Linked DNA regions of Mus musculus: region 1 is linked to region 2. A link is a loop called in an ENCODE intact Hi-C map of the cell type or tissue named here. Cell type or tissue: left cerebral cortex. All regions are shown on one strand. Links, peaks and the distances in the headings refer to the core of each region. The heading gives the core; the rest is flanking DNA. Region 1 holds the start of Htr2c (5-hydroxytryptamine (serotonin) receptor 2C). Region 2 has its middle 53 kb from the start of Amot.

What was found. Hi-C counts contacts between places; a loop is a spot of excess contacts. Peaks named below come from ENCODE experiments on the same cell type or tissue, not always from the same donor. Only the 100,000 strongest peaks of a DNase experiment are listed, where the experiment ranks them.
Region 1: a loop joins it to region 2, with 5 times the contacts of the local background. A loop is called at or near these places in 2 of 42 quality-filtered maps.

What each region holds. Positions count from the first base shown.
Region 1 is chrX:146,954,488-146,965,472 of GRCm38, forward strand. It overlaps Htr2c (5-hydroxytryptamine (serotonin) receptor 2C), which reads left to right and starts at 8,026. Exons shown (of 6, transcript NM_008312.4): 1 at 8,026-8,587. In left cerebral cortex, for the core only: CTCF peaks have their summits at 4,330 and 5,618; DNase peaks (open chromatin) are centred at 5,688, 5,851, 6,332, 8,077 and 3 more places; H3K4me3 peaks cover 1,253 bases.
Region 2 is chrX:145,534,959-145,545,943 of GRCm38, forward strand. No RefSeq gene overlaps it. Among named protein-coding and RNA genes, the nearest start is that of Amot, 53 kb to the left of the region's middle. In left cerebral cortex, for the core only: a CTCF peak has its summit at 5,532; no DNase peak of the experiment used is centred there.

The DNA of each region.
Region 1 (10,985 bases), core at 1,653-9,652, 1.4 Mb after region 2:
GTAGTGGTCATAGCATGGTTTTAATAGCTGTTTGATTGGTTTGCTGTAAATAGAATCTTCCAATACACTGAATTTTAAGAGATTATAGATGTGAAGAGCTTTGACAATGCCTCACTTCTGTAAAGATGTTCCGGCATAAGATTTGGACTAGCTCAACTCAGTTACTTATTTATCAGAAAAGTTTAGATACCATCAAAGAGAAAACTATGTGAGTTTGGTAGTGACATTAATTGTTGCTTAAAATTTCATGCTCTAGATTTTTTTATTAGATAACATTTTGCAGTGAAATGTAGGCTTCCTTATTTATATTCTAATCTAATGATCACCTAAAGGTGGAAGGTTACTTTTTCAAGAGAGGGAATTAAAAGGAGAAAGGCAAGCATGTGGTGATAAGCTCGGTCTACTTTTATCTTTGTTATCCCATCTGTAAGGCAGCTATTAATAATATTCAAAGTTAATTTAAATATTCAGGCTGCCTTTTTTCTCTTCAGATTACAAATTCTAGTTTAAAGAGCTCTTTAACACCTTTGAGGTTTTAGTTTCCCATGTGTATTGGAGGTACAAAATGTGTCTACTTAATGTGCACTGCAGTGTACATTGCAGCCTCTGGGAAATCAAGACACAACAGCTCTGGAAAGTAAGGTTAACTGTACATCATTCTGAACTAGTGGCTTGACTTACTGTAACTAAGCTTTATGTGATAATAAATTTACTTACTAGATTGTTAAAGTTATTTTTGAATCTAAATTTAAAGTCTATCTTGTAAAAAGATCTTGTAACATTTAATGAATAAAGAATAGTAAGTTTGCTATTAATTTAATTCTTAGTGTAGTGTGGTGTACTGTTTATGGTTTTTGCACACTTGTATGAAAGTGCATTTGTAGAGGCCAAAGAAATGCATCATGTGGTCTTTCTCTTTCATTCTCCACCATTCTTTTGAGACAGGATCATTCATTAAATCCGAACTTAAGGGGATGGTCAAAAAGTCCCAAAGTTCCTTCTGTTCCTGCCAGTCACAGAGCTGAACTTACAGACATACATGCCAGCATATCCACCTTTTTACGTAGTTGCAAATATCCAAGCTAGAGTCCGCATACCTATGGAGTAATGTTCTTTCCTATTGAGACATCTTCCCAGCCCCAAAGAATAATAACAATGGAGATTTGTTCTAATGAGAGAATAGAATCAAGTTAACAAAAGACATTTAGAAAGACAACCGTACTTTTAAAACTTGACCTCACCATATTTTGTAGCTTATTCTTTATGCCAATTTATCACATTTTGGTGAATTGCAGCACTTCTGACAGAAAACAATAGTATAACTAGAACTTGGTTCAAATGTTTCTTTGTGGTTAGTCTAAATGCTTTGCCAATTTGTAAAGTCACACAAAATGATGGACTGGGAAGCAAATTCAGGTTCTGCTTCAGTTTATTCTCTATTTCAATTCATACCATTGGAGCACATCTTTGTGCACATTTAAGAGTCTTAGACAAAGATACTGAAAAATATTAAACTCACTGACAAACATCACACAGTTTCACCAAAAATTAACTGGGGTTTGGATTTTGAAGTTTCTTAACCTTCCTAATGCTGTAATGTTTCAGTACAGTTCTTCATGTTGTGGTGACCCCAAAACATAAAATTCTCTTCATGGTGACTTCATAGCTTTATTTGGCTACCATTAGAACCATAATATAAATATTTGTGTTTTCTGATGGCCTTAGGTGACTTCTGTGAAAGAGTCGACCTAAAGAACTCACAACCCACAGTTTGAGAACCACTGGTTTAAAGCTAATATTCATTTTGTATTTATCAAATTTTCCAGTTATATTCCATTTATGACTTTTAATAATAATCTATATTTTTAGATTTAATTATTTTTAGAGCATTCTAGTCTTGTAAAAAAATGATGGTATCTCAACATAATAGTCTTTTTTTTTTTTTTTCTTCTGGAACTGGAGAGATGGCTCTGAGGTTAAGAGCACTTAACCTGAGTTTAATTCCCGGCAACTGCATGGTGGCTCGTAACCATCTAAATTGAGGTCTGGTGCTCTCTTCTGGGCTGCGGGCATACATTCAGGCAGAATGCTATGTACATAATAAGTAAATAAAAATCTTTTTTAAAAAATAGTCTTTCTTCCATGATAGCAAGCTTCCAAGAACTCATTTTCCATGGAAGTCAGTATCATGCTCAATAACAGTGCTCCAGGAATTAGATAGAAGAGGCTTTTCCGTTTTCATTTTTAGTGCCAACATACAATCTATGGCCAACATACAATGCAGAATTTTTTATCTTTATTTTACTGAAAACCTTTTATTTGTAATCCTTTAAAATTAGGCTGAGATATCATTTATGGATATTACAAAATTTAGGATCCAAAACAGCACAAAACTCTACTCATTGGCTATGTGTGTGTTTTTTTCCTCATATTTAACTCTATATTCTAACACATTCCCTAAGATATTAGCCATGTTAGGGTAGGACATGTTGATATTAAACAAAGTACTTCATCTTGCAAAAGTTCATTAAACCTCAGTCAATTCTGATGGGGGGGGGGGACACTCCGATTGAGCCAGGATATGGACATTTCCAGTTTTATGCTCTTAAATGTTAGTTATGGATTAAGTATTGTGTTACACACTAAAGGGTATGCTGTAAATAAAATGAATAGTTACCTTACAAAACAAATACATTGCTGGCTGGCAAGAAAATCCTCCAAATATCTAGTCAACTGCCTATAGAGAATCATGACACCCAGAGGATATAAGACTCTACCTAGTCCTCATATGACTTATCTCAGGACTTCACTGGGTTAAACCTTCTACTGGATGAACTCCGATCTTCTGATGTCCTTCATAATGTCTCTGGAAACACCAAACAAAACTCAGTTGTACCCTGATGATTAACACAAAAAGTGCAAAAGTAAGGATTAAGTTAAGCTTCTTTGCATCCATATCACACCAGCAGATTGTTCTCCATTCCAAAGTCTATTTTTAAAAACATGTTTTCAGATTCTGGAACCTACATTGGTACAGAGAAGCTCAAAACCATGGAGCATTTCACATTCATCTCTACTCACTTTCATCCTGGTCAGTTCAAACCTATATAACCTTCTCGTGTCATGGGTCAATTTGGCAAAGCACGTTGAGCTTTTTAGTATTCAGGTTATTGTGAAGTTCAGTTTCTAGCAGTTGTACCTTTCAATACTAACTTCTGGTGCCAGTAATTAGCAATTATCACTGTTGTTTTATCCTTTACACCAAGTACTAGGATATATTTGGGAAAAATTAGAAAAATAAAAGTATATGGTTACATGCTAGTTTTTAAGATTGGGAGAGGAAGTGGTAGGATTGAGAGGAGAAAAGGAAAAGACTGGAATGAACGAAGAAGGGAAAGAGAGGGAGGGAGAGGGAGGGAAAGAGAGGGGAAGGAAGGGAACAAGGAAAGACTACTTTATTTGCAATAATGTAATGATATTAGTGATAGATCAAAAACTGAAATTCATTACTCTAGATAACTCTTCAACCATTGGCTGCAAGATAAAATACCCAATTAATGTAGGACCGGAGATTAGATAGCAAGCTATTCTGAAAGAGTCAAAAGAGGATGTACAGCCAGTACAAGTAGCTAGTCGTCAAAAGGAAGGCTTGAGAGAGAAAAATCACTAACACCTTGATTTATAACCTTAGCTTAATTTAAATAAAAGATGCTAATTGCTATCTTTCTCATTTTAAGGGATTATGATTCCCTTCATTCTCATAATATAAAATGCATACATCATACCATGGTTGTGCTCTAAGACATTGCATATTTCTCTAGAAAATCACATCAAAATTGTTTCTAGCTTTTTGTCCTTAAAGTTGCTAGATTTTAACCTTCAAACTCACAAGCATAATTTGTTGTTTTAAAATATATATATTGAGGCAATGGGATCAGAAGTCCAAGAGCATCTCTTGTTGTAAAACAATATTGAAGCCCAGTCTCTAGAATGAAATAAAATAAAATAAAATAAAATAAAATAAAATAAAATATTATTAGGTATTTGATTACTAGAAGAATACAAGATAAGGTTAAATTCATTCCATATGATTTCCTGAAAAAAAAAAGAAAGAAAGAAGAAGAAGCAGCATAGATTTTTAATTAGGACACTTGTTTTTGTCTGAGAAATGGAGAAAAATATGTAATAGGGACTTCATACTCTACTCAAAAGGCTTTTTAGATTTTCATCTCCATTTGGTGAATGTGTCACAGAACTGTTGACTGTTGACTGTTGACTATTTCTTTTCTTTTAAACTTTGGATCTGTCCAAATGGCATGAGCAGAGACTGCCCCCTGCCTTCCTACATAGCAATAGAATTCTGCCACCTTTTTCATTACAAAAGAAGAAGAATCGTAACCAAATTTCAAGACTTCATGTATATAATAAACTGTATATGGTATATTTATAGTTTATCACTCAGGGACTACTAATGAGGAAACATAAGAGTTATAATAATACTATAAAAGATTGTCATTAGACATTCCATAATACTCAGTATAGTAATAGGATACCATGAATCTGAAGCTGGCCTTTTTTTTTCTTTTTTTCTTTTTTCTTTTTTTGCTTAAGTATATATATATGTGTGTGTGTGTGTGTGTGTGTGTGTGTGTGTGTGTGTGTATAATACCAAAAATACTATTTGATATAATTACAGAATTTTTAAAAGCCTCTAGCTCTCAAAATTTGCTTCAAAGCATAAAATACATGTAGATTGAAGGGTTATCAAAACACCTTGCATCTTTATCCTCCTGTAAACAAGGGTTGTGGGGGGGGGGTCACTGTTCCAGTAAATGTGGTTTTCAAACTTTGGATCTGTGTAACTATCTTCCTTGGAGTATTTTGCTAGAATTGGGATACTCATTTTTAAATCTGTCTTAGGGTCTTGTGGGATGTGTTTGCAACACAGGGCTCTCTGGTCGGCTCCCTGCCGAGACTAGAGCACTGCTCAAAGGCTTGCCTGCGGCTACTCAAATGACAAGTAATCTTGTCAAGTCAGTGGCTGGAATTTATAAAGTTCTCAAAATCTCATATGATGAAGGACTTATTCCTACTTAATAACAAATTTCTTAACATTCTTCATGAATTTCTAAATCAATAGTTTTGGAAAGATAAGCATAACGGAGGGGAGAAATCCCCTGGGGGGGGGGAGAGAACAGCAGTGAGAGTATTGGGGACGTTTCCTGTTTCCACGATCAGGAAGCATTTGCATCACGCTGGAAGAAGTGATATAAATTACTCTTCTTTTCCCCAAAGACAACTTTAGTAGACTTGAAGAAATGTTGGGAATACCATGAAACCCAGGCTAATTCCCTGCACACCTTAGGTGCTAGAAAAACCTCTACAACTGAGCACACCTGAAAAAGCTTCTATAGAATTTACTTCCCCAAATTTAAAGTGTGTCCTAAATGTTTCCCCGCGATGTATTTATTCTCCCTGGCCATGGTTTCCCAATCACCAAAGCTCTTCAGATCACCAACTCTCAGCTAAGCATCTACCTGTCTAGAGACTGGTGGGGATAATGCCACAAGACACCAATACTGCTCCTGGCCGAAACCAACTCTCTAAATCCGGCTGCATCCTGCTCTAGCTCAGCATCACCGGCTCCCTGCCGAGGCTAGAGCGCCGCTCAAAGGCAAGCTTGCCTGCGGCTACTCAAAATCCTTAGCCTGAGAGCATTCCAACTCACTGCCCTTATTGCGAACTTTCTGCCCAACCAAGGGTTTACTTATCTCTTGTCAAAACTTTTGTTTTCCCTCAGGATGGAAAGAGTAGACTAAAGAGAGAAATGTGGAATAAAAAGAATAGCTATCCATCTCGTTACCCTCGTCCTCATAATTGCCGGTTTGCTGTGGTCAATTTCTCTAAGCAGGTTTCCTCAGGAACTAGGGAAAGAGACCAGGTTTTGGGTGAAGGTATATTTTTCAAATCCCTCAGTGAGCTATTCTATGGTGAATTTGTTATAGGGATTTATATGTACAATTTTGAAGTAATACAAACGTCTCAACCTCTGACATAGTCAACAGAAGTCGCGATAGAAAAGAAAGTATGAAAGTATTCCATATTCGCAAGCATAAAAAAATGCAGAGTTTTAAAAGATGAGTGCTTAATTATTTAAAGAGAAAGCATACGTTTTCGCTTTGATATTTATAAAATACTTTTCGCTAACAAATCGATCCTACAGATGCAAGTGTGGTGCAGTCCGCGGACTTGGCAGCGCTGTCGCCGCCACCTGTGTAGCAAGCACCATACAGGAGCATTCAACAGATGCTTCAAGCAAACTGCAATGGGGTTTTTCCTTGAGCAGGGGAGGGTGGTGGTCCTGATGGTTCATTGCCGAATTAAATTTCAAAGCCTTGCAAAGTATTTGAATTCATTAAAGACTGAGAGACTCCCGATCCTTGGGTGGCTTTCTTTCAATACAGTTAGTGCTCCCATTACAAACCTCAGAAAAATATTTGGCACCTGGGGACCCAGAATAAAGAAGAGATCTAACTTCTCATTTATCCCAACTCTATCTCCATTCTAAACTTCTATACCTCTTGGGGTCAATAGTCCCACAGTTGCAGCCATCCTTTCTGCAGTTTTCGGATTTGCACCTTCAAGCCCCTACACCGACCCTTTGCCACCTCTTTTATATAATCACTGTTCTGTCCTCAGGACCCAAGTAGCTGTACCAGTCTCTTACGCTGATCCAGCTACCTCCCAGCAGTGGGGAAACAGTCTTTACCTCTCCAAGTAGCTGTCCCTGTTGCTAACACAGCACACGCGCACACACACACACACACACACACACACACACACACACACACACGCACACGCACACGCACACGCGCACGCACACACGCACACACAAACACCCCTAGACTCTCTCTCTGAATAGAAATCTGGTCTATCTTTCTCTGTGGATGTATCTCCACTCCTAGGCTTGTTTTTCATGTTACTCAGGTATCTTGGCCAGGTGGCCAGGACCAACCTCTGTGCTGCATCCTGGACACAGCAGGCACCTGCTCACTGGTACTTGAGAGTTAATGGTGAAGAGGTCAGCTTGCCCAGTTACAGCTGAGTGTACAGGCAGTTGTCGAAAGGGAGATTTTATTTCTTCCCTGACCTTACTTTTGTGTTTATGCCTTGATAGCCCTTAAAGAGGCTAGGCAACTAACTGTGCCTCCTAATTTCTGTTGGAGATATTTTCAGCTCCCAGAGAAAACCGAGTGAGCTACCTTCAAGGCTTATCTCTACGCTTTTAGCAGAGTGTGCGGGGGTGTCATCAAAAAGGAATTAAAAAAAATGCTTTCTTAGGCCTTGAAAGCCAAGGGGTTTCCTTTCTCTTTTTGAATTTAAGAGTAGGGGTGAGAGTAAGGAAGCCAGCCATCAAACTGATTTGTGGCCTTTAATGGTTGATCCTGTCAGAGTCAGTAGTTCCTGATGAAGGGAAGAATGACAGTCAGAATGGAGACCCTCTGAAGGAGTTTATGAACCAGTAAAATTTATAAGATTTTGAAAGTCTGTTTCTGGAACTAAACCCCCCCCCCCGTCTGTATTTCTATCTTTATCTGCGTATATCTGTCTCTCTACTTGTCTGTCTCTCCTCTGTGTCTCTCTATTTCTGCATCTGTCTCTCTGAGTGCCTCTGTCTCTCTGTCTCTGTCTCTGTCTGTCTGTCTGTCTGTCTGTCTCTGCAGTATGTGTTTAAAGTTATATCTTTGAGGGTCGATTCTTGAGAATTTCCCCATCTCCTGTCTGGTGCCATGGATGACCTCAGTTTCCCCGAGTCCCTATGGCTTATGAATCAAATTAATCACTTCCCCACCTACGCCACAGCTCAGGGTCCCCTGCCAGCAGATTCCAGACGCACTAGGATTCTGGTCCAAACAGGCCCTGAGCAGTGTAACCCTGAGCACTGATTGGCTCTTCTTCGCTCCTCGTGACTCCTCCCCTCATCCCTGGTTTTGCCTAAGAGCCTGGTGCAGCCTCACCAGCTCTGGGTAGGTGCTCTGGTTCTCACCAAGGAAGCTTCCTTGGGTGCACCAGGCTTAATGATTGAGCCCTTGGAGCAGCAAGATTGTTAATCTTGGTTGCTCCTTTGGCCTGTCTATCCCTTACCTTCCTATTACATATGAACTTTTCTTCGTTCTGCACATCGATTGTCGTCGGCGTCGTGGAGATCGTCGTGGTGCTCCGGTGGTGGTCTTCGTCCGCTTAGAATAGTGTAGTTAGTTAGGGGCCTTCAAAGAAGAAAGAAGAAGCGATTGGCGCGGAGATGCTGGAGGTGTCAGTTACTATGCTAGAGTAGGGTAGTAAAACAATTCCAGCCAAACCTTTCCGGGGGGCGCAGGTTGCCCACAGGAGGTCGACTTGCCGGCGCTATCCTTCGCGCCGAGCTCCCTCCATCCTTCTTTCCGTCTTCTGAGAAGCGAGGTTGCGGCGCGCAGCTCAGAGCAGCGCACTGACTGCCGCGGGCTCCGCTGGGCGATTGCAGCCGAGTCCGTTTCTCGTCTAGCTGCCGCCGCGGCGACCTGCCTGGTCTTCCTCCCGGACGCTAGTGGTAAGTTGGAGCCCCCGGGCGGCATTGCTAGCTGAGACCTTAATGATTTGGGCGGAGGATGGGGTAGGGGAGCATGGACAGGTCCCGGATGGTTGCAGCCTGGAGGACCGCGCTGGTTCGGGAGGGTGGCGGGGAGCGACTCAGAGCGCTCAAATCGCGGGGTGGTGGGGGTCTCTGGAAGGAGACAAGAACGCAGGTATCTCTAATGCAACCCGATTCTGGAGAAGGTTGGAGGACAGGTTGGAGATGTAGGCGCTAGAGGGAGGCAAGGATGTAGAGACCCTCGCTCTCAGGGAAAGCTGTGAGAGTAAGACTGGGGTGGGGTCTCTAGAAGTAATGGGAGGGGGAGGGGGACAGGGAAGGGTGGGAAGGAGGAGGAGTAAAACTGAACGCGGGGGTCTCAGGTTGAGGGGTTGGGCTGAGGAGGGTGAAATCCAGTAGGGGGGTGCAAACTGTTCACCTTATTAAGAAATCGGACTCGGACCAAGTGGGAGGGGGCTCAGGGTTTGAAGTAATGGGAGCGGGGCTGGGGGGATTGCAAATGATCTCTATTATGTTCTCGGTGAAACCGACCCTCATTTTCGGCGGGTCTCAGGGAACACACTCGTAACTCTGGGAGATAACACACTGCGGATCTGTCTTGGTCTAACAGCTGCTGGCTGAATTTGAACAGCGTTGCTGATGGTCACGTAAGTTTAAGAGGATAGTATAAGGGTATTCAGCGAGCCCTTTTATTAGCTTACTGAAGTCATTTGGTGACAATTTTATATTTTTAAAAGGACTGTGGAAAAGTCTCCAAGACTGCCTTTTATCCCGTTCCTTTGCTCAGCTTAACCTGAAAAGCAGTGTTTACAGCATACCGCGGAATTGCTAAACATGAACAGGTTGCTGGTTCCTGGTGCGACATAAAGTTCGTCATTGCAAAACATGTCTGTGTGTCTGTTTCTTTTCTGCGCCGAGCCCTTTGCGTCTTGCTTCCTGTTAGATGGTACTAGATAACTAAGACACTTCACATTGTGGTCTTGAGACCTCTTATTTTAATTGACAGGCACCCCTCCAACAAACACAGCAGGCGACATTCAGCAGTTAAAGGACATTTACTTTAGTTCAGAATCACTGCTAGTGCTTGACAGGTTCTTCATTAATATTTACCTGTTTAAGCCCCATCCAAGGAAACCTTAGGTGATGCCCTTAATGATATGCCCCTTACCATATACCTTGTAGATAGTCTAAGCAAGAAAAAATGTCCATTGGGGGGAGTGGGATTGAACTACAATGTTGCAGAGATGGGATGGGGGGGGGCAGAGAAAATGTTGCGCAGTGAGTAATCTCTGCGCTCCCAGTTTGTTGCAGATCCTGACCTCACATAAAAGAGTGGGGAAAAAAATGTGAGATCAAAGCAGACTTATAAATGTTTTAATTAAGAAGTTTATATTTTAAAAAAGTTTATATTTATAATATGCATTCATAGATACATATATAAATACATATATGCATATATATGTATATAAAATCATACACTCTGACAAACAAATCATTAATTCAGTACGCATAAATTGTCACCTGGAGTTGTGTACGCATGTAAAGAGAATGAGAAAGAGCAATTAACGTGACCCACAGAAAATTATTTCTTCACTTCTTTTTCAGCATCTCTGTCACACACACACACACACACACACACACACACACATGCATACACAATGCACACACAGGCACACACAATGCACACAGACACAAGCACACACACCACACACACATACACCACACACACACAGACACACACAATGCACACAGACACAAGCACACACACCACACACACATACACCACACACACACAGACACACACAATGCACACACAGGCACACACAATGCACACACACACAAGCACACACACCACACACACACACATACACCACACACAGACAGACACACACAATGCACACACATAAGCACACACCACACACACACACACACATACCCCACACACACATAGGCACACACAATGCACACACACACACACACAAGCACACCACACACACACACACACACACACACACACACACACACACACTGGCCTTCAAAAGAAATATAATTTTTAGCACTTTTCTATTGGGGAATCAGGGAGTCATGTATAACACCCAACCCTGCCTTATAGCAGGTAAATCACAGGATATTTAATTATGTTTTTCATTCACTAAACTTGTTTTTCTGATCCTTTGGGAATGTGAAAAAAATATTTGCAATGTGCACATAATTTCTCTCCCAATAGCACCTATCATCTACAGAAGCAAGCCCAACTCAAGTCCTGAATGTCAGAAGGTGAATAAGGCTTGAGATTGCAATGTCAAGGTAGGATTTGGTGGTGTTTAGCCAATAAGGACAGGGCTTTTTCTATCTG
Region 2 (10,985 bases), core at 1,306-9,305:
GGTAGATGTGAAAAAAGCACATCTATTCATCTTTGATATGGCACCTTCAACATACCAAAGAAATTATTACATGCAAGTATAGATAAGTTAATCAATGTGTTCAACGGGAGTTACTAACAAGAGGATGGATTCAGAGTTCTATACACAACAACTTATGGGTGATCAGATATCCCACTAAAGAAAAGGATGGACCATGTAGAGACTGCCCTATCCAGGGATCCACCCCATAATCAGCATCCAAACGCTGACACCATTGCATACACTAGCAAGATTTTATCGAAAGGACCCAGATGTAGCTGTCTCTTGTGAGACTATGCTGGGGCCTAGCAAACACAGAAGTGGATGCTCACAGTCAGCTAATGGATGGATCACAGGGCTCCCAATGGAGGGGCTAGAGAAAGTACCCAAGGAGCTAAAGGGATCTGCAACCCTATAGGTGGAACGACATTATGAACTAACCAGTACCCCAGAGCTCTTCACTCTAACTGCATATGTATCAAAAGATGGCCTAGTCGGCCATCACTGGAAAGAGAGGCCCATTGGACAGGCAAACTTTATATGCCCCAGTACAGGGAAACGCCAGGGCCAAATAGGGGGAGTGGGTGGGTAGGGGAGTGGGGGTGGGTGGGTATGGGGGACTTTTGGTATAGCATTGGAAATGTAAATGAGCTAAATACCTAATAAAAAATGGAAAAAAAAGAAAAAGTTATTCTAAAATAACCAGTATCTACTTCTATATCCTTGATGAGAGGTGGTTCTCCATAAGCCTCCCCAGTTGCACAATGGTCTTTTTAGTGGGTCTAATATGGTGCACATCTGCAGGTCTTCATTGTGGCCGAGAAGTGATCAATGACATTGTCATGCTCAGAGGTTAGTAGTCTTCCACACTAAGTCGGATACTTTATGCTTTATAATATCACTGTAGCTTCCCACTCATTTATAAAAATTGTATTTCATTTGAAAAGATGAGAACAACATGGTATTTTGAATGTACTTGGACAATAATACAATTTTTAAAAATATTTTCAGTTCATTGAATAGAACATCACATTCTGTCCAGATTTGGGGGCAATGTCAATTCAATGAAGAGCTCTAAAAATACCCATTCAACCTTTTGACCATCAGATTTTCCATTTTGCAAATAATTCAGATTTTATCTACACAGAGTCACACCATACTCACAAAAATATACCAAATATTACCTTGTCTTCCTCGGTTCCATAGGCTATTACTAACAGTAAAAATGGAGCTTATTATAAGATGGCAAAGTGACAAGCCTTGGAAGCAGATGGTAAGGATGCTTAAATTTCCTTTGTGAATTAGCAATGGTCACATCATCATAGAAGTGTATTTTTAAAAAGTGAAAATTATTTAAAATAAAGTGTCCATATCTATCTAAATAGGATTCTTTCCATAGAACATAATAAAGTACTCAATAATACACTGTGTTGTAATGATGATAATATAATGATTGGCAGAATATTTCATACATGTTCATAATATTAAGGACTTGATATGCATTACATAATTTGACATGCTCAACATTGTTTTGTATATGAATTTTCCTAATTCTGGATTTGATCACAGAAATTGGGGACTAGATTGCCATCCTTGAAGTTGGATTCTTTCTAAATAACTGCTATAAATATGCAGTGTTAGTAGCATGTTTTTCTCTCTAGTTTTCCTTGACTTTTGTCTTACAGCTTCTATTACTGTGAAGAGACACCATGACCCTAGAAACATTTACAAGGGAAAAAAAATCAATTCAGATTGGCTTACAGGATTCAGACGTTTAGTCTATTTTCATCATGGTGGGAAGTATGGTGGCATGCAAGTAGACATGGTGCTGGAGAAGGAGTGAAGCTTTCTACATCTGGATCAGCAGGCAGCAGGGAGAGAGAGTGAGCAATAGGGTGGGCCTTCTTGAGCTTTTGAAATCTCAAAGTCAACATCCAATGACACATTTCCTTCAGCAAGGGCATACCTCCTAATAGTACCACTCCCTACAAGCCCATGGTGGTCATTTTCATTCAAACCACAACAACTATTAACCCTCAAATTTGTGACTCATCTCCTAGATTAGGAAGTATCCATGATACTTTACCCACTCATATTTCTATAGTTTTTGAGCAATGACTACATTTCTAGATCTGCCATTGCATAACATATTCATTATCCATTTTCCATTGACACACATTAAGTACTGATCAAGAATAGTTTACTTTACAATTAATGTTCTTCACCTTTGTGTCTCTCAATCACAACATCCATTGTAGATATTTGTTGACAAAGATTTTTAAAATAGTGGTTCTCAAATTGTGGCAAAGTTCTATTTCCAAAAACATTGAAATTATGATTTGTAACAGTACCAAAATTACAGTTATGCAGAAGCAATGAAACTAATCTTATTGTTGGGGTCACCACAAGTGAGAAACTATATTAAGGGTTCGCAGCATTGGGAATGTTGGGAACCACTAGGGCAGACGATATTCCAGAATAATATTTATAGTTGATGACAAACCCATGAATGATATAAAAATAAATATCAGAACCTAGATACTTTCCTTCTGAAAAGTATATTATAACACAAGTTCATGGATCATGCATTTGATGATGTCCTTGTATTTCTTTGGAAACTGTGCTTCATATTTTCAAATCGAGTGATTCTGTTTATGCTTACAGTGAAGGTCTATCTATCTTACATGTTATAAGTATATTTTTCTTACTCAGGTTCTTCTAAAAATGGAACTTCATTTCTCTAACTACACTGATAGTTCTGGAATTAGCATTTGTCCAATCTTAGCAAGAAGATGATTCTTCTTTGAAAATATGAACATTTATAACAGAAAATAAAACAATAGCTAAGGTAGATACCATAACTCATCATGACGTCATTCAGATATATCTTAAACTACTATTTACATGAATAATTTTGCAATTTATCTCCATGAAGTCTTGATTTAGGTTTTGACCAATTTCAAACATGTTTGCAATACCTACCTACCACCATTTAACTGGATACTTTCAATGTCATTTCCTGGATTTCTACTTGCTTCAGTTTGATTTTGAGTTCCAACAACTTTTCCTCCTTTTGTATAAGCAGGACAATAGGTCTGTCTTGTTATGGTCCACTACCAGTGGGTATTAATTTAGACTCCGAGTGAAAGTGGGATAGACATTTTGGAAACAATCTGGTGAGATAGCTTCAATACCAGGGTAATAAGGAAGAAAAACTGGTGAAGTTTTTGATAAATCAGTGAAACTTTCTAATAGGAGACATAGTATAACAATAAGGAGATGAATGATATGATAACTTGAGAATATGGAATTCTAAAAATAGATTTTAACGTCTCTCTAGCTAGTATAGCTATGACTAGTCAGCTCTCTATCCATGAGTAATTATGTATAGTTAGTTACCCACTGTTTTTTCATGTTGCGGTGTTAAATACTTTGATAAAAACAATTTAAGGGAGACAAGAGTTTATTGAGCTCACAGTTCCAGGTTTCAGTAAATCATGTCAGGGAAATCATAATGACAGGAGCTTGAAGTGCCTAGTCACATTACATCCATTATCAGGAACAGGAAACAATGAACTGAATGCATACTAGTGCTCCACACATTCTTTCCATTACATATAATCTGGGATCCGTCCCACAGTTAAGACAGATGTACTGACATCAAGTAATACAGCCAAGGCAACCTTTCACATTCTCAGTGTCTAACGTCACTGACTAACGATCATTCTTCATAGGTGTGCCCATGGGATTCACTCCTAGTTTTTGAAATCACAATTAATACTAATCATCATAACCATAGTAAGTAAAATAAATAAATAAATAAATAAATAAATAAATAAATAAATACCTCCTTAGTATTTGGAGGAATACATGACTGCGATCCATGATGTGCACTCTTTTGTTTTAATTTTGTCTACAATCTGTTATTAGCTAGCTCTTTGTTAACTACATGATTTTTTTTTATGTCCAGCTTTTTATAGTACTCATTTGTTGTCTGCATGGGCCCTCCATAAGACTTAAGTGTTGAGAATTTGTAAACTAATGCACAAGAACTCAGAGGTGGGATAAATGTGAGTATGACTGAATACTGAATATTCTAATGACATTGATGGTTAGTTGAAAATTTGATAATGTCATTTGGAGGTTAAAGTATGTAGAGTTAGGCCTAATCAAAAGATGCAATTCCCTGAGGGCTTGACCTATATATTCCTCGTCCTGGCTTCCTTCTTATGTTATTCTATTTATCTAGGTCACTGTTAGTTGAGAAAATGTTCTTCTCCATCTTTATACCACAATGTTATGCTTTACTTTGACTAAGAACCAATTTAGTTAGCCAATAATATAGACTGAGACCTCTGAAACCATGAGCCAAAATAAATCCTTTCTCCTTTAAACTAGTTTGTCTCGGGTACTGAGACTGAAAAAGAACTTGCTAGTTTGTCATTCCAACATGAGAAAGGATTGCAAAAGAATGAATATTTTAATATTTTGGGTCACCCTAATTATCCTAGTTATCTCTGCTCAACTAGATTTTAAAAAATCAACTTGGTCATACCTATTTATCAATAGTCAAGAAATAAGTGAAACCTTAGAGTTTTAACATTTGTTTTGCATCTATAGACAAGTTACCTAGTGATCATTTGTTGCATCTAGTTATTAATAATTGCTCACCAAGTCATAGCTAAGCTACATATCTTCATGTTGCTTTCAGAAAGTGCATCTATATGACTAGTTGTTTTCTGCAGTTATTTGAGCAGAAGTAATGTATTTCTTCTTGTTTGAGGGAGATAATAGGTGTGGTTCCTCTATATAATGATTTTAGACTGTATGTGTTGAAGGCAATGGCATTCTAATGTAGAAGGAATTTGAATGACTGGTTTGAATATAGGATCCCCTGATTAACTCTTGGCTACTCTGAACAATGACTTGAATGAATAAAATAAAGTTTACTGTCTGAAGACTCTGAACTCTTGTGATTTGTTATAACTTTTAAAGTATCTTGTCAAAAACACCTTACCATGGAACTTAATATACTTTATTATTCACTACATATTTTATTTCTATTTCCTACACTTGACTGTGAGTCCTTTGCAGTTGAGTTCAGGGTAAAATTTATTCCTTATTGTATCCTTAGTGTTTAATACAGTAATCACAGGGCAATTACAATATTAGATAGTTTCTATGGAATACTAAAACTGTATCTGCTGGCAGACTCCAATAAGAAACACACTGTGCTAAAAATCCCATGATTCTTTGCCCAAGAATGTTGCTCACTTGCCTTTCTTTTTTACTTTTGATTTTAGGCAATGAAATGAGCTTCATACTTATCTATCTATCTATCTATCTATCTATCTATCTATCTATCTATCTGTTTATTTATTTATTGCTAAAGATCAGCCATGGCTCACACACACAAGAGATCCAAAGACCCTTATTCACATTTTTACATTGTTTCTAAGTAGCCAGAATATTGTTCTAAAAAACTGAATTTCTCCTGCGGGGTCCATAGATGTCAGTATAACATAGGGCAAATATATTGAAAGCTAGCTGCATGTAACATAAAGTTTGCATAAGAAGGATATGTTGAAATTCATATATATGTCTGTGAATGTGCATGCATGCACATATATACATAGGCATGTTGACATGTACATATACATGTCCCATGACATGATAGTTTGAGTAGTCATTCTGGATAAAATCCAACCCAATAAATACAATTAGCCAAACTAGTATTTGGTGAAAGACAACAAAATAAAACCTGTTTATTCAAGAGAATTTTTACTTGAACAGGGTGAATAGTCACATACACAAATGAGCTCCATATTTTAAAAATTGGTGTCTATAATCATAAGGCAAACTAAAATTCCATTGGTCTGTAATGTGTTTTTTTTAACTGAGATAGGTATCCTCTAAGTTACTATGACAAAGAAACTTTCATTGTTGTGTGGAAACATTTTTTTTTAAATTGGGTCTTAGAGAAATCATCAAAAAGATTTCTGAGAAATTTCTGGAACATTCAAGTTATGGCACTTCCTGAATGGGTTTGTTCAGTTCAAAAGGAAACTGGATCCAACACAAAATAAACCCTGGGGTTATCTTAGTGAGTATTTGGTGTGCCAAACAACCATTTGACTTTTGTTTTTATTTTAATTTTTTGACTATTCTTTTGGCTTGGAGGAGCCCTGAGTATACACAATATTACAGAGTACCACAAGACACTGAGCCACTCTGCTATAATCTGATGCAGCAGGATACATGTTTACACTGCTGTTCACATATTGGTCTAAACAGATCTAAGGAAAAGGCACAGGCGGCTATTGTTCTGCTTAGAGACAATGGGATAAGGTTGCAGTTTTCAAAATGAAAGATTTCTGTTATAATTGTACATGTGACACATTCCTTAATCCACTTACATAGAATACATTCCCAATTGCCTCTTAGAGTCAAAAGGACACAATTAGGTCCATATTCAGATGCTAATAAGCATTGCATTATGTAAAGTTGTTTTTCCATTTCAAACCCGGAAAATTAGACCTGCGCATCGGCAATGGATACAGCTTTTCACATAAACACATTTCACTTAGCAGCTGTAGCAGCTGTTTTTCAAGAGAAAGATTTGCTGAATGACTGTTTCTCCCCATAGAAGTAGCCTTTGCAATACACAGTATCCAGTTACCTTAAAAATATATGTAGAGAATTCATTTTTTTTTTCGGCTAAAAAGTGCTTCAAACTTCTCATCCCTTGCCTTTTAAGACTTGAGACTTGGATTCTGCTGTGAAACATCATTTTCTCTTCTTTTCCCCTCTTTAAATCAGTTCAGCAGGAAGGGGATCAGAAAGGAGCCTTGTGTTCTTGCTAATTGGTATTTGTCCTTAGACTACACAGAGACTGGAAAGCATGGCTGATTTAGATCCTGGGAAGCATTTCTCACAGGTACTGCAGAACACTGCAGCTTTCGGATGTCTCACAGCTATTCTTCAGTAGGAGACTATTCTTTAACAGTGCTGGGAAGAGCTGACTGTTGACAAATAGAAGAGGTGGAATATATAATCACGCCCAGACTTGCTTGAGGGGCATGTTTTCTTTCTTTGTTGTTGTTCTGCATCATTTTCTGCTGTCAGACTCCATCTTCTGTTAAGCTCAGCCTACTTGGTGCCAGCTACTGGGTGCAACTGTCTCAGCTGCACACATGTGTCACGAAGCCTCCCTGCCTGGGCTGATTCAGGTTTTTCAAATTGATCAGAAAATAGTGACAGAATTGAAGCAAGTTACTCACTGTGTTTTGTGGTCTTATGTCACATTGCACATCGATTATGCCACAGATCATGACGTCAATGTGAGCTCATGGTTGAGCATGACCTCTCATACCCCCACCATCCCAAGTTCCCTAAGCAACCTGTGCCTCTGCTTCTTCCCAAACATTGAACTGTAAAGACCAGTCAATGTAAAGATCAGGGTGACAGAGGGCTGCATTGTGAATTCTTTAGATATTCTCCATTCCCTTTTATTTTGTTTAATGAGAAAAAAAAAAAGAACTGATTTTTATGCACATCAACTGACAGTACAGGCTTGGATAAACCAGTTAACATTGCTACGCCTGGAATTCTGCATCTGACAATTGCTTCTGTTAATGAACATCTGTCCTACTGGATTGCTGTGATTGTCAAATGAGATAATGAATGTATAAAAACTCTATGAACGGTAAGTGCTTCACAATCGCAGTGTGTTAATAACCATAATAATCTCTTTAAAATGGATATGGCTTTTGTTTCTGTGACTGCCTTTTGCTTCAGAAGCTAGACATTTGCCCTTTAAAAGGTCAGAGATTCCAAATCAGCCAGTCGGTCTGTTCCGTGTTTATGAGATTATTCCGAGGCAAATTGCCATTTAGCAAATTGCACAAATTGAAACCTTTGGTTCGAACTAGAATTAAGCTGAAAGGTATTCTCTGAGGCATCTGACGTGTGTTAAAATTTCTCTTATTGTGAGACAGAATAACAGTGTCAGAGCAATCCACACGCAGGTTCAGCTTCATAGTGTTGCAGAGACAGTAAAGCTTGACAGAAAACCACCATTTGATCCTAATGAGTAGTGGAAGATTGAGGTGGAAGATCTGTTGAGCTGAAGATCAGTCTAAGCAACATAATGAGACTTCCATCACCGATAAATCAAAATGCAGCAAAACAACAAAAGAAATCTTTTAAAATCAGTGAACAAGGGAACAAAAACATATAAATCTTGGCAATTTCCCAAAGCTCGGTGTACAGTATATTGTTAGGTCTCAGTGAAAACCCCGCTTGGGGAAACGGATTGTACTGGTTTTCTAAAGGCAACATTTCTTAAGTGGGGGAGAGTTTACTGCCTTCGGCAGTGTGTGAGTAGGCTGCAATACAAATGAGTGATCTCTCACTTGGGGAATCATTCCAGAAAGTTGTGAATCTTCCTGTTTGCATTCTTTGTCTTGATAACATAGCCCAAATATTTGCATGTTATTTTAAATAATAGTAAGACAAACTTATTTACAAATATATGTAAAAAGAAAAGAAGGGAGGAAGGAGGAAAGGAAGGAAGGGAAGGAGGGAGGGAAGTGAGGAGAGAGGGAGGATGGGGGAGGGAGGGAGAAAGGGAGGAAGGAAGAAAGGAAGTAAGGGAGGGAGGGAGGGAGGGAAGGAGGGAGGAAGGGAGGGAGGGAGGGTATTTCAGCCCAAAGAGAAGTAATGATTTCAACTCCTATGTGATAGCAGAATGGGAAATCAGAAAGCCTGTATGGAATAGCCTGAGTTAGGTCCCGTGGAATGCATGCAGATTGGAGCCCTTTAGAGAGGCCTTAGTGTCTTCAGCAAAAGAGACATTTTATGACTGCAGTGACCTTGAAAGACAAGATTGCACCCTAGCCCCACACCTGTTACAGTGGCAGTCTTTAGAAGTTTGCTTCCATCAGGCATCTGGCCAGCTTGAAAGAATTGTAATCAGAAAGAGGTTTATGAGGTAACAGTGCTTGGACTCTGTCCTCTCTGAAGCCCTTTTCATACTGAGCACAAGGTTGTTCAGTCAATCCGTTGCTTATCAGGCCTATCTTAATTAGGCCTGGGAAATCAGTATGCAAAGCAAATTGTCCTTAAGCAGTTAGTACACTGCCTTAGAAAGTGTGAACTCTGTTCATTTTTTCTGAAAGGAGATTTTCTTCATCTTGAGAGTCACAGCTGGAGTAGAACTAAAACCTCACACCAGCCAGAAAGCTTCCTGCTGGGTACATTTTCCTGGCTTTCAGCATAATTATGCAAATCCATCTTTGACATTAGAGAAAGGCCAGTGACAATGTCAAGCAAATGTTATCCAATTTTCACTTAGTCCTATTTTAGGTATTCATAGAGCTGATGTTCAAGCGCTGGAGTATGAGGAATCCTTTAAGTGTCTGAGGGACCCGCAGTTTACTTCCTGCTACTGGAGTAGCTGTTTAATTAGCAGGAGAAAACCATCTACATGGAGGCCTCTCTACTTTGGAAACCTTTATTAATGGCATGCTGCCTTTAGATTACTTGGCACTAGTATAGCACCCATAGGCTGTTTCCATGACACTGACTACTGTTTTCACGGCTTTTCTGGATTTATGCTGTGTCTGAACATAAAACTGTTTTGTTTGTTTAGGAGCATTCTATCCAACACACACACACACACACACACACACACACACACACACACACAAAGTAGTCTGGGAAACCAAAAACGTTTGAAGATCTTTTGGATAAAATAAAGTACATAAAGAAATATATCTACCTTCTTGATTACAGAGGCAATGGAAACTGATTTGTAGACATTAGGGACAAGAAACAACCATACTGTTACCTAAAATGGCCTCGCCATCTTTCATGTAAGTCATTTCAGCCTGTTACAAAGGACTTGTATTAATTCTGTAAGCAGATCCCTGGCAGAGTAATGAAATCCTAGACTTTGTGACATTGGATCCACTTTTCTTACAGTACCTATTACCATTCATAGAGGACATTGGAGAATTAGAGACAGTCTTCCACGGAGGCACTATGGGCATAGAAACAGAGACATTTGTAAAATCTTTTGGGGAAGATCAGGAGCAAAAGCCTTGACATTCTAAAATCAGTAAGCTTAGATGTTTGTTCAGAAACGATGGTGACTATGAAGACCAAATGACCCAGAAAATGATAGGTTTCAGTAATCCGACTACTGGAGAAAATTCCTACATTCCAGAAAAGATGAGCTGGCTTTGAGGGACTTTGATGATATCACTGATATAGGTTTTCCTGGTTGTGCAAGCCCAGCTCCATAGTATCTCTGGTAGCCATGGAATTCAGGAAGTCTGGAAAATATGCATAGTTCATTAAGAATCATTTTTTGAGGCTCAATGATAGAGTGTTTACTTGGTATGCACAACGTATACAGACTAACAAAACAAAAGAATAAAAATATGTTATGTGTTTTTAGGCCTTATCATAGAGTAACTTAGGAAATAAGTATTGTAAAGGTGCTGGATAAAGGACAAAGAAGGAAAGCAAGCCAAGAAGAATGAAAGGCAAAACAAAGACAATATGTAAGAATAGGACAGAAAAGTGTAAAATGTGAAGACAAGATTTTTCTAAAAGCAGAGGCATGGATCCTATTTTTATTTCTGTGATAGGGATGCAGAAAAGTAGAGCATCTGCTTGAGATAGAAGCAGAGAAACCAGATGGATAGAATCTAATTGATGGGAAAGAGGGTTCTAGCAATAGGACAAACTGTAAATTTACAGTTGCTGATACTCTGAGGTCATTTCAAGAAAAACAGCTCTAGGTTTCAGAAACAACAACCAAGAAAAATTGATAGGCAAAATCTGATATAAGAATCGATAAAGTAGAAATAGCATGCTTATGTTATAATAAAGTTATAGAGTCCTGAGATGGTAGTTGTTAAAATACTGAATGTTTCTCTATAGAATATATGTGTTATTCT